2 separate regions of the Mus musculus genome follow, and region 2 is linked to region 1. The links are chromatin loops, found by intact Hi-C in ENCODE. Cell type or tissue: heart. All regions are shown on one strand. Links, peaks and the distances in the headings refer to the core of each region. The heading gives the core; the rest is flanking DNA. Region 1 overlaps Calcr (calcitonin receptor). Region 2 has its middle 51 kb from the start of Gm52885.

Region 1 (9,522 bases), core at 1,116-9,115:
AAAATTTGTCAGTCCCGTGCCTTCTGCCTCATACTTGGAACAATGGGAGAAAATAGCATTAATTCTTAAACTGTAAGCTTCTGGCCTTTGTAAAATATACATATATACACTTTCTAGTTTTAAAAGACATTTAAGGGAAGGCTGTCGCCAGCCTTGTCTAATCTACTCTCATAGAACAACCCTCTCCATATACAAAACACCTGAACTCCAGCTGAACACCATATACACGCATCAAGCAGTGTCTCTGCCCTTTCGTTTAATAGACATTTACTACTGTGTAAAGCAGCACTACTCCAGCAGCTGGGGCTCCATCTTTAGAACCTAGTGCTTGGCTTTCCTTATGCACAGATTTCTGTAAGGAAAATAAAATTTCAAAGTGAAGTCTTACATAGATTTTATATAATACAGGGGGAAATTATCAAACATGCAGGAATCACACAGGAGTGAATCTCTCTCTCTCTCTCTCTCTCTTTCTCTCTCTCTCTCTCTCTCCCAATTTTCTGTTGTAGTGGGTAGCAAACCTATAGTCAAATATATATCAGTATTGTACTCTGCCACTGAATTAAACCTCTGACAACTTATATATTCTTTATTATTATTTTGACCCTCATATAGAATGGGGGGAGCACAGCACAGATTCCAACATGAGCTAAAACTTAGGTGATGGTGTTAAGGACTTAAGTACTTAAGTAGAGGTAACTTACCAAAAGATAGATATAGAAGAGTTCAATTAGTTAACTAAGTTAAGAACTAGTCAGACAATGAGACAACCTCATGGCCTAGGCATTTAATAATAACCAATTAGTCACAGAAATTTTGTTCCATGAACAGGATTGGTAAAGCAAAGCTGGATATATTTATACCAACCATTTTTACTCTATTCCAAGTCTTTTAATTATCCTGTACAACCACTTTTACTCTTATTCTTACTCTATTCCAAGTCTATTAATTATCCTGTACAGTCACCCAGCACATCTAGATTACAGCATAACTTTGCTGGTAGAATATTAGAGATAATTGCACGCACTGCTTCCTTAGACGCGTTGCTTTCACCCTAATGCTAAAGAACAGAAGGTTTCTGCCTTTGTAAAGAGAAAGCAGAAGTAGGCTGTGACTTAGTCCCCAGAAGAAACAAATGAGGAAGGAAACCAATTCCTTTTCCTTTCTTCTACAGGGCTTGTTTTTCTCTTAATGTAGCATTCCATTTCTCGCTCAGAGTTCATTAGACATCTGGAACTTAAATAGCTGCTCCTAATGTATTTAGAGCAAGGTCATATGGATATACCCTGGGTTGCGAGAATGAGTATCCTGAACATAGAATCTTAATAGTTACTAATTACGTTTTATATCTTCTTCTGATTTGGGATGCAAGGTTGCAGCAGAGAAATTGTCACATGGGATGTCAACCCCCAGATAGGGATAGTACAAGACTGAGTTTGCAAGGAAAAGTCAGTATTACCCAAGAGAAAGCCACCGGTGAGAAGTGTGAGCAAGCCAGTGGGAGATAATTCTGACATTTCCAGTTAGACAAATTTATGAAAACGGCTTTAAAGTATTTACGCCTATAGATCAACATATTTCTTCAGAGATTAACTTTTTTCCATTAAAAGTAGTGAGTGGAAGTACTCAAAATGCTTTTTCAAGTGCCTGGGTATTTTGCCCATGCCTCCCTGCCATCATTAAAAGTGAAATAGAAGAGACTTTATGGCCTCCCTCTTTGGAACTACAAGGCCACTGCAGGTAAATGCACATAACTGGGTCCCTGGAGGCTCAGAATGCCCTTCCTGTCTCTCAGCTGGGACATCCATGCCCTGCAGATCTAGGTGTACTTCCATATTAACAGCAAAGCACTGAGAGTAAAACCCCATTCCCATTTTCTTTATCCATGCCTCCTTTGCTATTTTAAAGCAGTCTTGCTCTAGGCAACCAAATTCAAATATCCTTCAGTATAGCGTTAACTTGCAACTAACTAGTGGATCCAGGAAGCCTTCCTTACTACACTCCTCCCCTCCTATCTGTATGCTTCCTCCCCATTAAAGGTAATTTTTTTTCCTTTTCACACTGTTGAAAAAAGACCACAGCGGGAAATGGATGTTTTAATTGAAATTTAAAACAGAGTAAAACTATGATAAGCTCCATCTATTTACCAGGCAGCCCAAGGTGAGATTTCTCACCATCAAATTCTTACTTGTAAAGACCCATTTTTAAAGACACTATTTCAGAACATATTTTATTGTTGTTTCTACCTGTTTTAATCAACTTGATAAGCACCGTGATATGCTTGTAATCACTGCCATTTTTATTTTGTTACTTGCCTACATCAAAAAAATGATTTGCAAAGTTTGGCATTCAATATCTTCCCTTTGACAATTGTTTGAAAGGATTTGCAAACAACTTCAACACAGGCAGGCATTCAATGTGTTGCTTTGAGTTTCCATTCCATAAGTGACTTTTCACATAAATCCTGTCAAATTTATTCTGAGGTACCAGCTTACTCTATCCTGGCTATTTCCAGTGAGCCCAGGAGTGTGAGGACCTGCTTTTCCCTCCTCAAAGGCAGCTCAAGGATAATGAGTCAACCGTCCAGTAGCTTCCTCATACTCCCTCAGAGGCCTGAGCTAACTGGGCCTGCTCTATTTTGCATCATGAACATGGCTGCAACCTGATGCAGCCAAAATTCCCTTCTGAGCACCTTCTGTTTCTCTATGGAATTCCTCACCCCATGTAGAGTTCTGACAAAGGAGCTCTGTTTTATTCAGTCAGACCTTGCTTATATAGAAATCCATATCACCTGTTAAGTCCTAGGGAGATGGCCTAGAATCTCCAGAATCACCAGGCTGCTTTGATGCAGTAGTTATTCACAGGGACTCTGGTGTCAGATATTCTAAGGTCAAACATACCACACTACTTACTGATGATGGCCTAATGCAAGCACTTTAACATTTTTTGTGCCTCAGTTTCCTCTCATTCTGTGGTGCTGACTCTCCAGATTATCATGTCTGCAAAAGGCTCTGGCTGATCAATGCAGGGCAAATGACTAAACATTCCTGATAGAATTCACCACGTGAGAATGACCCGCACACACATAGGTCACACACATGGCTTGGCGAACGGGACAGTTACTGACTCTGTCTTTATGATTTTGCAATTATTCTATCCCTGAAGAGGGGACTTCCTTCTGAAAAAGTGCCTTGCTTCAACTAGGGCCGATATTGCTGATTGGTCTTAAGTTTTTTGCCAACCAGCTACTGATGCATGCTGAGCCCTGTGATTCTGTTCTAGTTCCTCCACCAGCACCTCTTTAGGGTTAAGATTCTTTTTTGTCAACTGAAAATGAAATTTGACATTAGGAGCATCACCTTTAATCATGTCCCTTCTAACTCCTTTCTCACTTGCTTCCCTCCCATCTAGACTCACTCTCTTTTAGAAAGACTTGTATATCCAGAGTGCGTCTAAATCTATAAAATAAAAAAATATTCAGGCCTCCGAGAAAGTGTTGAGAACATCTGCCAGGTGCTGTTAGGATGCATGAGTTCCAGATCAATAGATTGTTGAGTAAATAGAGCTTCAAATAAAAAGAATATTTCAAATAAAGCACAATTTGCACACCAACTTTCACAATGGTTTATTAAATGGTACATCTTTTTATATGCCAAAACCAACACAAAGCCTTGAAGCAAATTCTCATGGGAATTTGTCAAACCCACATGAAAAACTCACACTATGCCAAAAAAAAAAAAAAAAAAAAAAAAAAAACCATATACAGGTTTACCTTTTGACCTTGGCAAATTTCAAAATTGGCATTAAGATGCAAACTTCTTGAACAATCTAACACAGATAACATAATAAAAGCAAAAATGGTCAGTTTATCCTTTCTTCCTTCCTTCTTTCTGTCTTTCTTTCTGTTTTTCTTTCTTTCTTTCTTTCTTTCTGTCTTTCTTTCCTCACTCCCTCCTCCTCCCTTCTTCCTCCTCCTCCTTTTTCATCTTCTTTTGATTCATTTTCAGTAATTTTCTAAGCTACAGCCCTGCTTTGAGTAGGACACGGAAACCACCTCTAGGCTCAGTGAGAATAAGTGCACACAAGAAGACCGGTTGTGGCCACAGTCATATGGAGTGGTAGACTGTCCTGCATAGGTATCATTCCCATTTGATCTTGGAGCACAAATGTGTCTCCTTGAGCCATCATATATAATATACAGACAGAACATGTAAAGCAAACATGATTAACTATACTCCGAGCCAGGTGGATTGAAATGTAACAGAACAGTTCACAAAGATGGCCTCTTAAACTTGGTTAATTTTAAAGCATGCGTGTGTACATTCCTGTGGAGTTTAATGGGTGCCACTTATAATCTCTACTAAGAACCTGCTAAATCTGAGGACTTGAGAAGAGTGTCTTGCCTTGTGCAACTCCACAGCCATTTGTTTTGTAAATTAGACAAGAGTCAGCCTGTAGGGGGGATTAAAACACTGGGAGGCAAATTAACATTGGCCAGCATCACTTAGCCTTAACTGGGTCTGCAGAAGTCAGGTCTGTCTATGCTCTGAATATTTTTTAATACTGACTTTTTTTTTATTAGTATAAATATTTAAATTAGTGGCCTTTTTCTATTAGTAATAATAAATATTTTACTTGTTTACTGACATTGGGATGTTTTCTCATTTGTGTTCTCTGTGTGCACAGAGGATGTGTAATTTTCTATTCCTACTGTACAGGAGACATAACACCCCCCCCCCAAATAAAACAACCCATGACCAAAAAAAAAAAAAAAAAAAAAAAAAACCCATGACATGTTTTCCCAAAGTGTCAGGTGATAGTAGCTGAGATATTCCCACAAATTTTTGTTAACTGCTCCTCACATTAGCCCCAGTGCCTATAAATCAATCTGCTATAGTGACTAGAGAATCAATCTAAAGTGCCAGACGCAGAAAAACCCAATGAAGGAAGTTGCATTGTTAGTGTTCTTGTTGTTTGAACGTTTTAGTATTGACTCTGAATACATGAATCTCATTAGTAACAATTTTGGCCTTCAATAGTAAAAGGAGCAGAACGTGTTATCAAAATGTCCAGAGTGTTTTGATCATATGGTTCACCTCTGCTGAAGCCTTGTGGGTAAAATACACATTTCCATGCTGTGAGTATGTTTTGTAGGAGCCAACAGGCTGTCCAGTAGGTGGCACAATATTAACACTCAGTGGCCTTTGTGTTCAAAGAAATATACCCTTAAACTTGGCTCAGAGACTCAGGAGGGAGCTGCTTCATATCTCAACTGTTTAAATATATACTCAGGGTATTAACTTTACTCTTGAAAATATCTTTTAGGATCAAGTAATTTTGAATTCATGCATCCTCTCTTTGGGGGTCTATATGCTAATTTGAGATCCACTTATGCCTTGTTGCTTCAACGATTTACACCATTTGTGTCTTTTTTTTTTTTTTTGCTCAGATATAAGAAAAAGCATATAAAACTAGAAAATGGGTCTTTAAATATTACACACTTTTTAAGTAAACTTTTTGGAAATTTGCAAAACCAAGATTGGGCTGTAGAATTGGTTGTCGCCAGTGTCACTGGTATCTCCCGTGCATCTGAGCCACAGTCATAGCACAGCAGACACTGGGGAGCTCAGATCCACCAGTCATTTGGACAAATCAGATTAAAGTTAAGTACTTTGCAGCTATTTCAATATGTCTTGTCGGTACTTTGTCATCTCCCCCATCCCTCTGTGTGTGTGTGTGTGTGTGTGTGTGTGTTTGTCAGAGAGAGAGAGAGAGAGAGAGAGAGAGAGAGAGAGAGAGAGATTAATCCAAATGGAAATGATTGCTTGCAATATAATTCAAAAATATCCTATTGATTACATTGATAGTTCTGTCTGCTAATTGATCTGTGGAAGGAAAATAGCATCTTATAGTAGTAAACTGTAAACAACAATTAAATGCCCTATACTGAGAAAAACAAAAGGATCTTGCCTTACATTTTTGCCTTTGTGATATTTACTGAAAACAGAGCAAGGGACAAGCTTTGCCACTGTTCAGGAGTAAATTTCTGCATTTACCTGTGAAGCTGATCTCTCCAGAAGATCAGACATTGAGGGACTGGGAGTGAAAAGCCTCCTCACTTAGTTTAAAGCCCTTTGAATATTCTTGCCCAAACACTGCTCACCGCCTACACATCACATGTTAGTTACAAACACGGCACTTAAGTGCCTTTGCTTTCCATGGTCTCTGCTTTGTAAGGACTTCATCAAGTCCTTGAGCTACACTTGGGTTCTATATCCAGATGGACTGGGTGGATTCTGAAAGCAGACTCTTAGTTCTCATTTGGGTTCTAACCCTGACCATAAATCTTACCCAAAAATTCTCTTAGGGAACTTTCTATGAAAAACAAGGGCCTCATTTGTAGCACAAGAGTACCATTATGTTTACTAGGGTCATCCTCTGAAACTGGCTATTTGAATCAGTTTACAAATTAAGACTACTCAAAAAGTCCTATATCCTTTTCTCTCTCTATTTCCCTAGTGGAAGGGGGTACAGAATTGATAATCATGAGAATCACCTGAAAAGTGAGATACTGCCCATAGCTATCAAAAAAGAAGGGGCTGGCCGGGCGGTGGTGGCACACACTTTTAATCCCAGCACTTGGGAGGCAGAGGCAGGTGGATTTCTGAGTTCAAGGCCGGCCTGGTCTACAGAGTGAGTTCCAGGGCAGCCAGGTCTATACAGAGAAACCCTGTCTCAAAAAAACAAAAAAAAAAGGGGGGGCTGGAAAATGGCTCAGTAGAGCAGCACAGGCTGAGGATCTGGGCTCGGATCCCCAGCACCTACTTAGAAATCTGGCTCAGTAAGATTCATTGGCAACCCCAGAATATTGGGAAAGAAAACAGGAGGGCTCTGGGGTTCTCTGGCTACCCAGCCTAGCCAGAATGGCAAGCATCAGGTTCAGTGGGAGATACAGCCTCAAAAGATAAAAGTCAAGAACACTGAAGGAAGATACCCAATGACAGTTGGCTTTTTTGCCCCCTGAAAAGTTCTGAAGTGACAAATATTCAGAAAACAAAACAAAACACAGAAATGGAGACCTGGTATCAGCTAACTCTCAGCAAAATTATTCATGTGCCCTCCACGCTAGCTAACATTTGCAGAGTTGGACTCATTTGAAGTGAACAGGGTTGGGGACATCCAGAGATAGGAACATCCTCAACTCTGAGAAATAGGTCCTTGAATAGACTAAACATTTGTTTACAGACTCCGCCATCAGGACAGCTCCACAAATTCTTGTCTTGAAACAACAGCCCCTCGTTCATGTTCTGAGTCCTTTAATGAGATGGAATGTCTGAAAACATCTCATAGAAACAAGTCAGGATGTACAGAAAAACCTGACTCTGTCCCATGATTTTACTAGGACCAGCTGTTTCTTGTGAATATGAAGAATGATTTCCCAAGTGTAATACATCCTCCCTGGGACTAGGTCCTGATGTGGCGCCCTGTTCTCATTCAAACACTACCTAGACAACCTGGGTGATACGAGGAGCTCTCTGCCTCTCAACTCCTCTGCCTCTCTGCCTGTAATCTTACCTCTCCTCAAGTTCTTTACTGAAGGAAAGTTGGTATCATGTTTCATGAGGGAAAAAAAATAACATAAAAATATCCACATAAAATATTTTGCTTCTGAAATTTAAGGTTTTGGTTTCTTAAGGTCCAAAACCATAAAAGTATTAGCATTATTATATTATATTAGTATGTGTGATAATTAAAATATCATTTATGCAATACTTTTCATTTATTTTTTTCAAATAGCCATAAGAGCTTTCTTTGCCCAGCAGTTGGCACACAGTAAATTGAAATCCTATGTCGGGCGTGATGAACGCCATGGATTTCAAAGACAAGTGAGCTCTATGAAATGATCATCTAATGTCTTCTCGCTGGGTGCTGCTAGGTACGCTTTGCAGGCTGAAATTCTCATTCCAATCTGCCTACTTACACCTATAACATCTCTAGAAGTTTTAGGAGCTCTACCACTATTTCTGAATAGGCAGGACAACCCATACAATAAGACCAGAGGGTGTTTATCTATCATGAACATACTACTGTAAGGAGAGTCTTTGTTAAAGTGTGTGAGCTAATGCTCCCCTGAAAATATAATGACATTTCCAAAGGTATTATGGCCAAACATTTCTAAAAACGAATATTTGTTTCAGTGCTTACACTCACTCTCTATATATGCATTTACAGCATCGGAATTAAACCAGTTAAACTGTTAAATGTTTGGTAGTGGGTGTTGCCATTTTACATGCTTAGTTGGTGAGGAGACACTCACTTTGGGTCTCCTTCCAGACCCAAAGTTGTGGCCCAAACACAGAGTGCGGTGAGGACGGTGCTTGCTGTTTTAACTCCAGCAACACCCTTGTCAGACATCGAATGAGGGGTGAGATGAGGCCACTGTTAGAACAGCAGCCCACTCCAGTGTGACTTCAGGAAGTAGACAGTTATTTTTGTTTAGATTTTTTTTTAAGTTTTAAAGTTAAAAACACTGCGTCAAAAAATAAAAAATCCAGCAAAAATAATCGGTAATAAAAGCAAAGAAATTCTAGACTCAGAAGTCCCATGAAGTCATCTCTATGCCTTTTGCCAGCAGAGGGTCTTTTTTAAAACATGTTCTCAGGATTCTTGCCAGCCTAAACATCAGCTGTCCCAACAATGGGGCACCCGTCATTTCACTGGCAAGCACCACACAAGTTCAGCAAGCTGATGCTCTTTGACCTGGATTTCTCAATAAATACACCCCAGCAGTAGGACATGCTGGATTTAATTTCTGTTTAGTTCAGCCACTTAGCAAATTTACTTTGTTGTATCTTTTGCATCTGTTTTTACATTGTCTGTTTAAATTCTTTCAATGCACACCATTTAAGTCATCTTTCCCTCCTAAATCTTAATTTAACAAAAACACTCCTCTCCAGCCAGCAGGAGTCTGAAAATGCTCCCAAAAGAGAGGGGACATATACACGTTTTATTAAACACATACATGTTTCTTTTGGGTGGGGGGGGCAGGGTTTCTCTGTTTAGCCCTGGCTGTCCTGGAACTCACTTTGTAGACCAGGCTGGTCTCAAACTCAGAAATCCACCTGCCTCTGCCTCCCTAGTGCTGGGATTAAAGGCTTGCGCCACTACGCCCGGCTAGATGTTTTAATAAAGAACCAAATAGGTTCTTTCGGTCCTGATAAAACTATCAACAGAAATGCCCTGTGCATGGGGTCTCGGGGTTACAGAGTACACCAATAATCTCCTGAGTGTGTGTTTGTGTGTGCTTTCTTTTCTTTCTACCAGTTATACTATAGTAGTATATCCTTCTGTGCCCGATGCAGCATCACAAGGGGAAAAGTGCAGGCGGTTGGTTGTACTCTGCTGCCTGTTTTCCGCCCCTCTTGTGGTCTGAGGGAAGTGTGGGACAGCTCGCAGGAAAGATGAGCTCATATTCAGCCTGGGAAAGCTGCTTCAGCGCCCTTCCTCCTGCTCCGCATGAAA
Region 2 (9,522 bases), core at 786-8,785, 120 kb after region 1:
TGTATGTATCTGGAAATGACATCAGGACCAGCTTCGGAGAGGCATGTCAACTTCTTATATAATTTGGGGGATGGGAGTCAGAATATCCAGGATGGGCAAAGGCTCTTAAGGCTTACAGCTCCAAATGCCTCATTAGTATGGGGAAACATTTCAGGAATCTAAGATGCTAGATGAATAGGTTCTTCTCAGAGAACAGAAGTTGAACCTGCAATCTAACCAGGGCTACATGACATTCCTCTGTGGGGGAGGAGGATGCAGCTTGAATTCCCCAGACAAGGTCAGAGAAGTGGAAGCCCTGCCAGAGAAGAGTCCTCCATATAGTGCTAAGCTCTGATGGCTATCCAAACAATGATAGACTTAGACCTTAATTAGTAGGGCAACATCTGTCAGTTTCTAAAACTAAGGTACTTACTAAGTATCTCAGTTTCCAATGGTCAGGTACTTACTGAGTACATCAGATACTGCCACCTCTGCATCTGTGCATGGTCACTAACTATCTCATTTAGAATTTTATTGACACATATGTAAATCTCAGAGACATGAACTGCAGTTACTTTGCTTGCAAGCCTTGTATCAAAGATTAATGACTCAGAAGAAGTAACCAATGCACTTCAGCCTAAATAAATTTTCAAATAACCACCCCATTATCTGCAGAAACAGCAGGCAGCACACGTTTGTTTAGTCAATGAAGCAGGGTGAAGGAAGTATGTATGTGGACATATCAGCCTGCAGAGGGAAGTACAGATCTTTTGAGTTATAAATTTGCAGCCACAAAGAATCATTAAAAAATAATAATAATTAGAGCCCCCACTCCAATTGTTTCTCAGCCACACAAATGCATCTGCTGACTTTCTCACACATTTCCATTAGATTTGTCTCTCACTTGGTTTGTTCCTCCCTCAACTTTCCAAGAATGTGAAACAATGAATCTAACAAAGTACTGATCTCAGTGTGAGCTAAAATAAGTGAGTGCTCCCTGTTTCTCCTGTTCCTTGATACAAATGTATCATCAATACATTTGGGGCTGGAACACAGACCACAGTGGGATGACTTGGACAGAAAAGGGATGGAGGGAATAGCAGGAATAGTGGAAGGAGATCCATTGTGGGACAAGGGAACGAGGTGCAAGGGACTCTTTGCCCTGCTGCCCCATGCAGGCGAATTCTATTCCTTGAAGGTCTCCTGTTACTCAACCTCCCATGCTCAGACTCCCTGAATGCAGATTGGGAGAAGAGTATACCTTAAACAGAAAATTTTCTCCACAGTAAAACCAAGAGCAAAACAGTTGGAATTTCCTTTGGAGCTGAAAGAGTGACAGTGTCTCATGAATTTCTTAACAGTCAGAAGAGGACCCTTTGGGGAATTTTTCAAAAGTGAATACTCCAGAGCCTTTGCCTGTACATGGTGTAACCATGGATTCTCACATTTACAAAGCAAGACATGTTACTTTCTGCTAGCAATAGGCTCTGCTATTAAATGTAGAGGCACACAAAATTGAAGGAATCTCACCAAGGATCCGCATGAATCATACAGTGTGCTAACTAACCCTTTGGGAATAAGACAAAAGACTAAGACAGGAAATGGATAGGAGCATGAGATTCAAGCACACCAGTACCCTGCAGAAATGTAATGAGGCTCCTGCCACCAAACCCAGACACTATTGCATATGCCAGAAAGATTTTGCTGAAGGGACCCTGTTATAGCTGTCTCATATGAGGCTATGTCAGTGCCTGGCAAATACAAAAGTGGATGCTCACAGTCATCTATAAGATGAAACACAGGACTCCCAATGGAGAAGCTAGAGAAAGCACCCAAGGAGCTGAAGGGATCTGCAACCCTATAGGTGGAACAACAGTATGAACTAACCAGTACCCCCAGAGCTCGAGTCTCTAGCTGCATATGTAGCAGAAGATGGCCTAGTCGATCATCATTGAGAAGAGAGGCCCCTTGATATTGCAAACTTTATATGCCCCAGTACAGGGGAAATACCAGGGCCAAGAAGTGGAAGTGGGTGGGTAGGGAAGCAGGGGGGGTTGGGGAGGGTATAGGGATAGCATTTGAAATGTATATAAAGAAAATATCTAATAAATAAATAAATTAATTAATTAAAAAAAAGAAATGTAATGAGGCTAGTCAGTGGGCAGTTTGTAAATCACAATTCCTAGATACACAGACAGGAAGAGCATGGGGTTTAAGCTCTGGCCCCATTTTTCAGCATGACTTTGGGAAATGCATACTACTCCAGCTGTGACTCCCTTCTCCACAAATAAGGTAAACAATGCTGACCATTTACTTACAAACTAAGCCCTGTTCTAAAGCTTATTTCCTTCCTCACCCCTAGGGAGTAGGTACTATCCCATTTTAGAGCAAATGAAAGGCTTTCTCACACGATGGCATAGAAAAGTGACCAGAAATCAGTTAGGGACAGGATGCCATCAACACATATCCAACTCTAAGTCTGAGGAAGGAGAAAATTGGGGGAGAAAGGACACATTAACTTTGCACAGGGTAAGATATATATTTTCCCAAATTAAGCAAACAAAATTCACATAATTGGGATGATTTACAGGGTAGTTGGCAAACACATAGGCTATGGAATGAATGAAAATAAATTTCTACATCTCTTACCTAACTCCACCTCAGCATTTAACTGATTCTGTGACAATTTCACAGAAAGTAAGTGGATCATATGCCTGTTTCCTCCCTCATAGAGTTTGGGGAAGATAATAACATTAGTACAATGCAGACTTTAAGGTCAAATGGACTGAGACAAGGAATTTAAAACATTCTTAGTGTCTGTCGGCTTACATTTAGATTGTTACTATCAATTGTACAGCAAAAGTGGTGTAAGTTGGTTTTTGATTTGTCAGTAAAGAAAGAGGCGGTGGGAGGGATTGTTGGGTGGAAGGTATAGGTAGGACTTTCTGTCCCAAGAGGAAAAGGCAGTCACAAGGAAGGAGAGAAGCTTTTTCTGCCATACATTGGAGGAAGAACAACACAACAATCATGTAAGACCTCAGGCGTCGCCTCCTATTCCGACCAGCAGAAAAGAGCGACAACACTACGTTCTCAAAGCAGTTTATTCAGGAACCTTTCAATATCATGCATTAATCTCTCTCCAGAAATCAATCTCTCCAGGAAAACACAACAACAACCCCCCACCCCCAATTGCATTCCCTTATATATCCTCTCAACCACGTCCCATCAGCCCAGTCCACGGAACAGCAGTCCATTGGCCAGAATCATCACTCGTCATATGGTCCCATCTTGCATCATGGTGCACCTGCGCAGTTCTCACGATGGATGCAGCTTATTTTCAGGTGTATGAGGAAGTCAGGTGCAAGTCATAAGACTTGGCTGCAGTCCCGGGCACCATCTTGGGACTGCTGCCACACCCGCTCCTCACACTCAGGGATATCTTGGGCCTGCTAAGGCAGGTGGCCAAGGATGTTTGGCAAGGATTAGGTGGGACTAGCTGCTAAGTTTAGGGCAGAAGAAAAGTCAGAGATAATAAACTGGTTAATAAACTGGTAAGGGCACGATTTTCCAGGTGGGACATATCTGTACCCAGTAATTGTGTCTAGTAGACAAGTTATAAAGTAACACAGCTCTGTGTGAGGAGCGGGTGTGGCGGCAGTCCCAAAGGCACCAGGGACTGCAGCTAAGTCATATGACTTGCACCTGACTTCCTCATATAAGCCACAAACATCTTGAGAGCTGCGCAGGTGTACCAGGATACCGGTGAATCCATTTTGATGGAGATATGCCCCTGCTGCCCTGATTAGCTGAAGCTGCGTGCCTGGTAAGGTGGCGTGGCCTGCTGTGTGTGGATGGGAACTGAGAGTATAAAAGAGTGAGAGGCCCGGGTTAGAGGGAGGATTATTATTCAAGAGAGGATTATTATTGGGAGATATAAACAAGGGAGATATAAACAAGGGAGATATAGAGAAAGAAGAAACAGGACTGAATAAACGTGTGCAGAAGGATCCTGTTGCAGCGTCGTTCTTCCTGGCCATTTGGGCGCGTGCAAGAGCTCTGTGTGTATGTCTTTTATCCTCATATTCAAGGACCTCATGAGTGGACAGGTAAAGTGGCCAATCCCAGAGCTAAGCCAGGTAGAACAAAGGGGAAGCTGGGAGGGGCCAGAGCATGGTCCAGTCCTGGGCAAAGGCGGTAGCATTTTAAAACTACAGGCAATAAAGTGTTTTTCACATTCTTTGTGTGTGTATATATATATATATATATGTGTGTGTGTGTGTGTGTGTGTGTGTGCGTGCGTGTATTTTTTTTTTTAAGTTCACAGAACTCATAGTCTTGATGTGCTTCATCAGGAGAAAGTATATCAATGCAAACTTAAGGATGCATTTTGGGCATTTTCAAAAGTCAACTTGTCTCATCACTCTTCCATCTTTGGAATTTTGGCTGGTGAACAGGTGAAGATGGCCATCCTGATACACTGTTAGGGAAAAAAATTCTATCAGGATCGTGTGTGTGTGTGTGTGTGTGTGTGTGTGTGTGTATGTGGGTGGGTGGGTATGTTCCTATGTCTGTGTGCATGCCCATATATATGTGTGCACAAAGCTTTATGGAAACCTAAGAATAACTTTAGTTCTCACCTTCTTTTTATTTTTTATTTATTTTTTATTTATGTTTTGCTCTTAATAGTCCAGAATAGTCATATGCATTTATTAAAAAGGCATGCCAATCATAATTTTTAGTGCACAGGAGAGAGAGAGATAGAGGTAGAGGTAGAGGTAGAGAGAGAGAGAGAGGGAGAGAGAGAGAGAGAGAGAGAGATGATGGTGGTGCTGGTGGTGGTGGTGGTATATGCCTTCAATCTCAGAACTCAGGATACATAGACAGGCAGATCTCTAAGTTCGAGGCCAGCCTGGTCTACAGATTCCAGTACAGCCAAGGGCTACACAGAGAAATTCTACCTTGAAAACAAACCAAGTAAAATAAAATAAAATAAAATAAAATAAAATAAAAATATATATTTTAAATTAAGTAGCCAGACTTACTTCCTGCCCAAAATTCCCTACTCCGTTATTTTGAGCTCCAGGAACAGAGACAGTGTGCCTTGCTCCACTGCTGTGTAAGGATCTACCTCCTGACAACTCTCCCTATAGCGTACCAAGGTAGTAAAGCCATTGTTTTTCATAGATACCTAAATTACAGCACAGTTCTCCTTAAATCTGGAGTTCTCTTGACTTACTTGAGCAATCTGGCATATGACAGGAGAGGTTTGGGTCTCTATTGAGCCATTTGAGACACAGACACAAGGGTGTGGAGACACAAGGGTTTATGTAACTATGTAACGTGTCCAAGTTGGGAAGCCCTTTCCGCTGTGTACTCATCAACAGACTCACCCATTAATGGAGTTAGTGTCTTTGTAATTCAGTTACCTCTCAGTAAGAACATCAGACCAGAGCCAAGACTTCAACACAGCCTCTTAGGAAGGACACTTCATATCCAAGCCATAACCGAAAGATCTGGAAGGGGCTTCTTCCTCGGTAACAGTAATTTCCAGCTTTTGTCCCTAGACATTCTTCAGCTTGGAGCCACAGCTGCCACCTAGTGGTCATGGTGGAAACCACAGGCGACCAGAGAAACCGAAACCAACGCAGTGTACCTTCAAGCTTGGAGTAGCAAGATCACATTTTAGTCATACTCTGTTGCATGTAGCCTTACACATCTTCCCAGTACATCCATGTCAAGGTGGTATCACGTAGCCTCATAATGAACACAGCATCCTGATGACAATGCTAGTGTAAACAATCAAGTAACACCTCCCTTTTTGTTTTGCTTTTATTCGCTGGCTAATAGAGAACATTTCTTTTCGGGTAAGTTAAGTCAGCATACTACCGCTTCTCTGCAGAGAGTTGGGCTGTGATGGCTGCTTTCCACATCAGACAGATTAATTTGTCTGGTACAAATGGCTCCGTGGTTAAGAGCATTTAGTGCTCTTGCAAAGGAACTCAGTTCAGTTCCCAGAACTCATGTCAGTCAACTCACAACTGACTGTAATTCCAACCCCAGGGAACCTGACACTCTCCTCTCTTCTCTTCTCTTCTCTTCTCTTCTCTTCTCTTCTCTTCTCTTCTCTTCTCTTCTCTTCTCTTCTCTTCTCTTCTCTTCTCTTCCTCTCTTTCTCTCTCTCTCTCTCTCTCTCTCTCTCTCTCTCTCTCTCTCTCTCTCTCTCTTTTAATAGAACTCTCCTCCATGGACTTCCATCTATTATTTTTTAATTAGGTATTTATTTCATTTACATTTCCAATGCTATCCCAAAAGTCACCCCCCCCCACTCCCCTACCCACCCACTCCCACTTCTTGGCCCTGGCATTCCCCTGTACTGGGGCATATAAAGTTTGCAAGTCCAATGGGCCTCTCTTTCCAGTGATGGCCGACTAGGCCATCTTTTGATACATATCTTGGGTATTCTAAGTTTCTGGGCTAATATCCACTTATCAGTGAGTACATATTGTGTGAGTTCTTTTGTGATTGGGTTACCTCACTCAGGATGATGCCCTCCAGGTCCATCCATTTGCCTAGGAATTTCATAAATTCATTGTTTTTAATAGCTGAGGAGTACTCCATTGTGTAAATGTACCACATTTTCTGTATCCATTCCTCTGTTGCAGGACATCTGGGTTCTTTCCAGCTTCTGGCTATTATAAATAGGGCTGCTATGAACATAGTGGAGCATGTGTTCTTATTACCAGTTGGAACATCTTCTGGATATATGTCCAGGAGAGGTATTGCTGGATCTTCCAGTAGTACTATGTCCAATTTTCTGAGGAATCACCAGACTGATTTCCAGACTGGTTGTACCAGCTTGCAATCCCACCAGAAATGGAGGAGTGTTCCTCTTTCTCCACATCCTTGCCAGCATCTGCTGTAACCTGAATTTTTGATCTTAGCCATTCTGACTGGAGTGAAGTGGAATCTCAGTGTTGTTTTGATTTGCATTTCTCTGATGCTTAAGGATGTTGAACATTTTTTCAGGTGCTTCTCAGCCATTCATATTCCTCAGGTGAGAATTCTTTGTTTAGCTAGGAGCCCCATTTCTTAATGGGGTTATTTGGTTTTCTGGAGTCCATCTTCTTGAGTTCTTTATATATATTGGATATTAGTCCCCTACTGATTTAGGATTGGTAAAGATCCTTTCCCAATCTGTTGGTAGCCTTTTTGTCTTATTGACGATGTCTTTTGCCTTGCAGAAGCTTTGCAATTTACCCGTTTGCCGATTATTGATCTTACAGCACAAGCCATTACTGTTCTATTCAGGAATTTTTCCCCTGTACCCATATCTTCAAAGCTTTTCCCCACTTTCTCCTCTATAAGTTTCAGTGCCTCTGGTTTTATGTGGAGTTCCTTAATCCACTTAGATTTGACCTTAGTACAAGGAGATAGAAATGGATCAATTCGCATTCTTCTACATGATAACTGTCAGTTGTGCCAGCACCATTTGTTGAAAAAGCTGTCTTTTTTCCACTGGATGGTTTTTGCTCCCTTGTCAAAGATCAAGTGACCATAGGTGTGTGGGTTCATTTCTGGGTCTTCAATTCTATTCCATTGGTCTACTTGTCTGTCATTATACCAGTACCATGCAGTTTTTATCACAATTACTCTGTAGTACAGCTTTAGGTCAGGCATGGTGATTCCACCAGAGGTTCTTTTATCATTGAGAAGAGTTTTTCCTACCCTAGGTTTTTTGTTATTCCAGATGAATTTGCAAATTGCCCTTTCTAATTTGTTGAAGAATTGAGTTGGAATATGATGGGGATTGCATTGAATCTGTAGATTGCTTTCGGTAGGAAAACCATTTTGACTATATTGATCTTGCCAATCCATGAGCATGGGAGATCTTTCCATCTTCGGAGATTTTTGTCAATTTCTTTCTTCAGAGACTTGAAGTTCTTATCATACAGATCTTTCACTTCCTTAGTTAGAGTCACACCAAGGTATTTTATATTATTTGTGACTATTGAGAAGGGTGTTGTTTCCCTAATTTCTTTCTCAGCCTGTTTATCCTTTGTATAGAGAAAGGTCACTGATTTCTTTGATTTAGTTTTATATCCAGCTACTGCACTGAAGCTGTTTATCATGTTTAGGAGTTTTCTGGTGGAATTTTTAGGGTCACTTATATATACTATCATATCATCTGCAAAAAGTGATATTTTGACTTTTTCCTTTCCAATTTGTATCCCCTTGATCTTTTTTTGTTGTCGAATTGCTCTGGCTAAGACTTCAAGTACAATGTTGAATAGGTAGGGAGAAAGTGAGCAGCCTTGTCTAGTCCCTGATTTTAGTGGGATTGCTTCCAGCTTCTCACCATTTACTTTGATGTTGGCTATTGGTTTGCTGTAGATTGCTTTTATCATGTTTAGGTATGGGCCTTGAATTCCTGATCTTTCCAAGACTTTTATCATGAATGGGTGTTGGATTTTGTCAAATGCTTTCTCAGCATCTAACTAGATGATCATGTGTTTTTTGTCTTTGAGTTTGTTTATATACTGGATTACATTGATGGATTTCCATATATTGAACCATCCCTGCATCCCTGGGATGAAACCTACTTGGTCAGGATGGATGATTGTTTTGATGTGTTCTTGGATTCGGTTAGCAAGAACTTTATTGAGTATTTTTGCATCGATGTTCATAAGGGGAATTGGTCTGAAGTTCTCTATCTTTGTGTGGTCTTTTTGTGGTTTAGGTATCAGAGTAATTGTGGCTTCATAGAATGAGTTGGGTAGAGTACCTTCTACTTCCATTTTGTGGAATAGTTTGTGAAGAACTGGGATTAGATCTTCTTTGAAGGTCTGATAGAACTCTGTGCTAAACCCATCTGGTCCTGGGCTTTTTCTGGTTGGGAGACTATTAATGACTGTTTCTATTTCTTTAGGGGATATAGGACTGTTTAGATCATTAACCTGATCTTGATTTAACTTTGGTACCTGGTATCTGTCTAGAAACTTGTCCATTTCATCCAGGTTCTCCAGTTTTGTTGAGTATAGCCTTTTGTAGAAGGATCTGATGATATTTTGGATTTCTTCAGGATCTGTTCTTATGTCTCCCTTTTCATTTCTGATTTTGTTAATTAGGATGTTTTCCCTGTGCCCTCTAGTGAGTCTTTCTAAGTGTTTATCTATCTTGTTGATTTTCTTAAAGAACCAGCTCCTCCTTTGGTTGATTCTCTGAATATTTCTTCTTGTTTCCACTTGGTTGATTTTGCCCCCGAGTTTGATTATTTCCTGCTGTCTACTCCTCTTGGGTGAATTTGCTTCCTTTTGTTCTAGAGCTTTTAGGTATGTTGTCAAGCTGCTAGTGTGTGCTCTCTCTAGTTTCTTTTTGGAGGCACTCAGAGCTATGAGTTTTACTCTTAGAAATGCTTTCATTGTGTCGCTTAAGTTTGGGTATGTTGTGGCTTCATTTTCATTAAACTCTAAAACGTCTTCAATTTCTTTCTTTATTCCTTCCTTGACCAAGGTATCATTGAGAAGAGTGTTGTTCAGTTTCCAT

What was found. Hi-C counts contacts between places; a loop is a spot of excess contacts. Peaks named below come from ENCODE experiments on the same cell type or tissue, not always from the same donor. Only the 100,000 strongest peaks of a DNase experiment are listed, where the experiment ranks them.
Region 2: a loop joins it to region 1, with 3 times the contacts of the local background. A loop is called at or near these places in 7 of 42 quality-filtered maps.

What each region holds. Positions count from the first base shown.
Region 1 is chr6:3,741,403-3,750,924 of GRCm38, reverse strand. The region is part of intron 3 of Calcr (calcitonin receptor); the gene reads left to right. Among named protein-coding and RNA genes, the nearest start is that of Calcr, 17 kb to the left of the region's middle. In heart, for the core only: a CTCF peak has its summit at 5,175 (motif pointing right); no DNase peak of the experiment used is centred there.
Region 2 is chr6:3,616,785-3,626,306 of GRCm38, reverse strand. No RefSeq gene overlaps it. Among named protein-coding and RNA genes, the nearest start is that of Gm52885, 51 kb to the right of the region's middle. In heart, for the core only: CTCF peaks have their summits at 5,370 and 5,630; no DNase peak of the experiment used is centred there.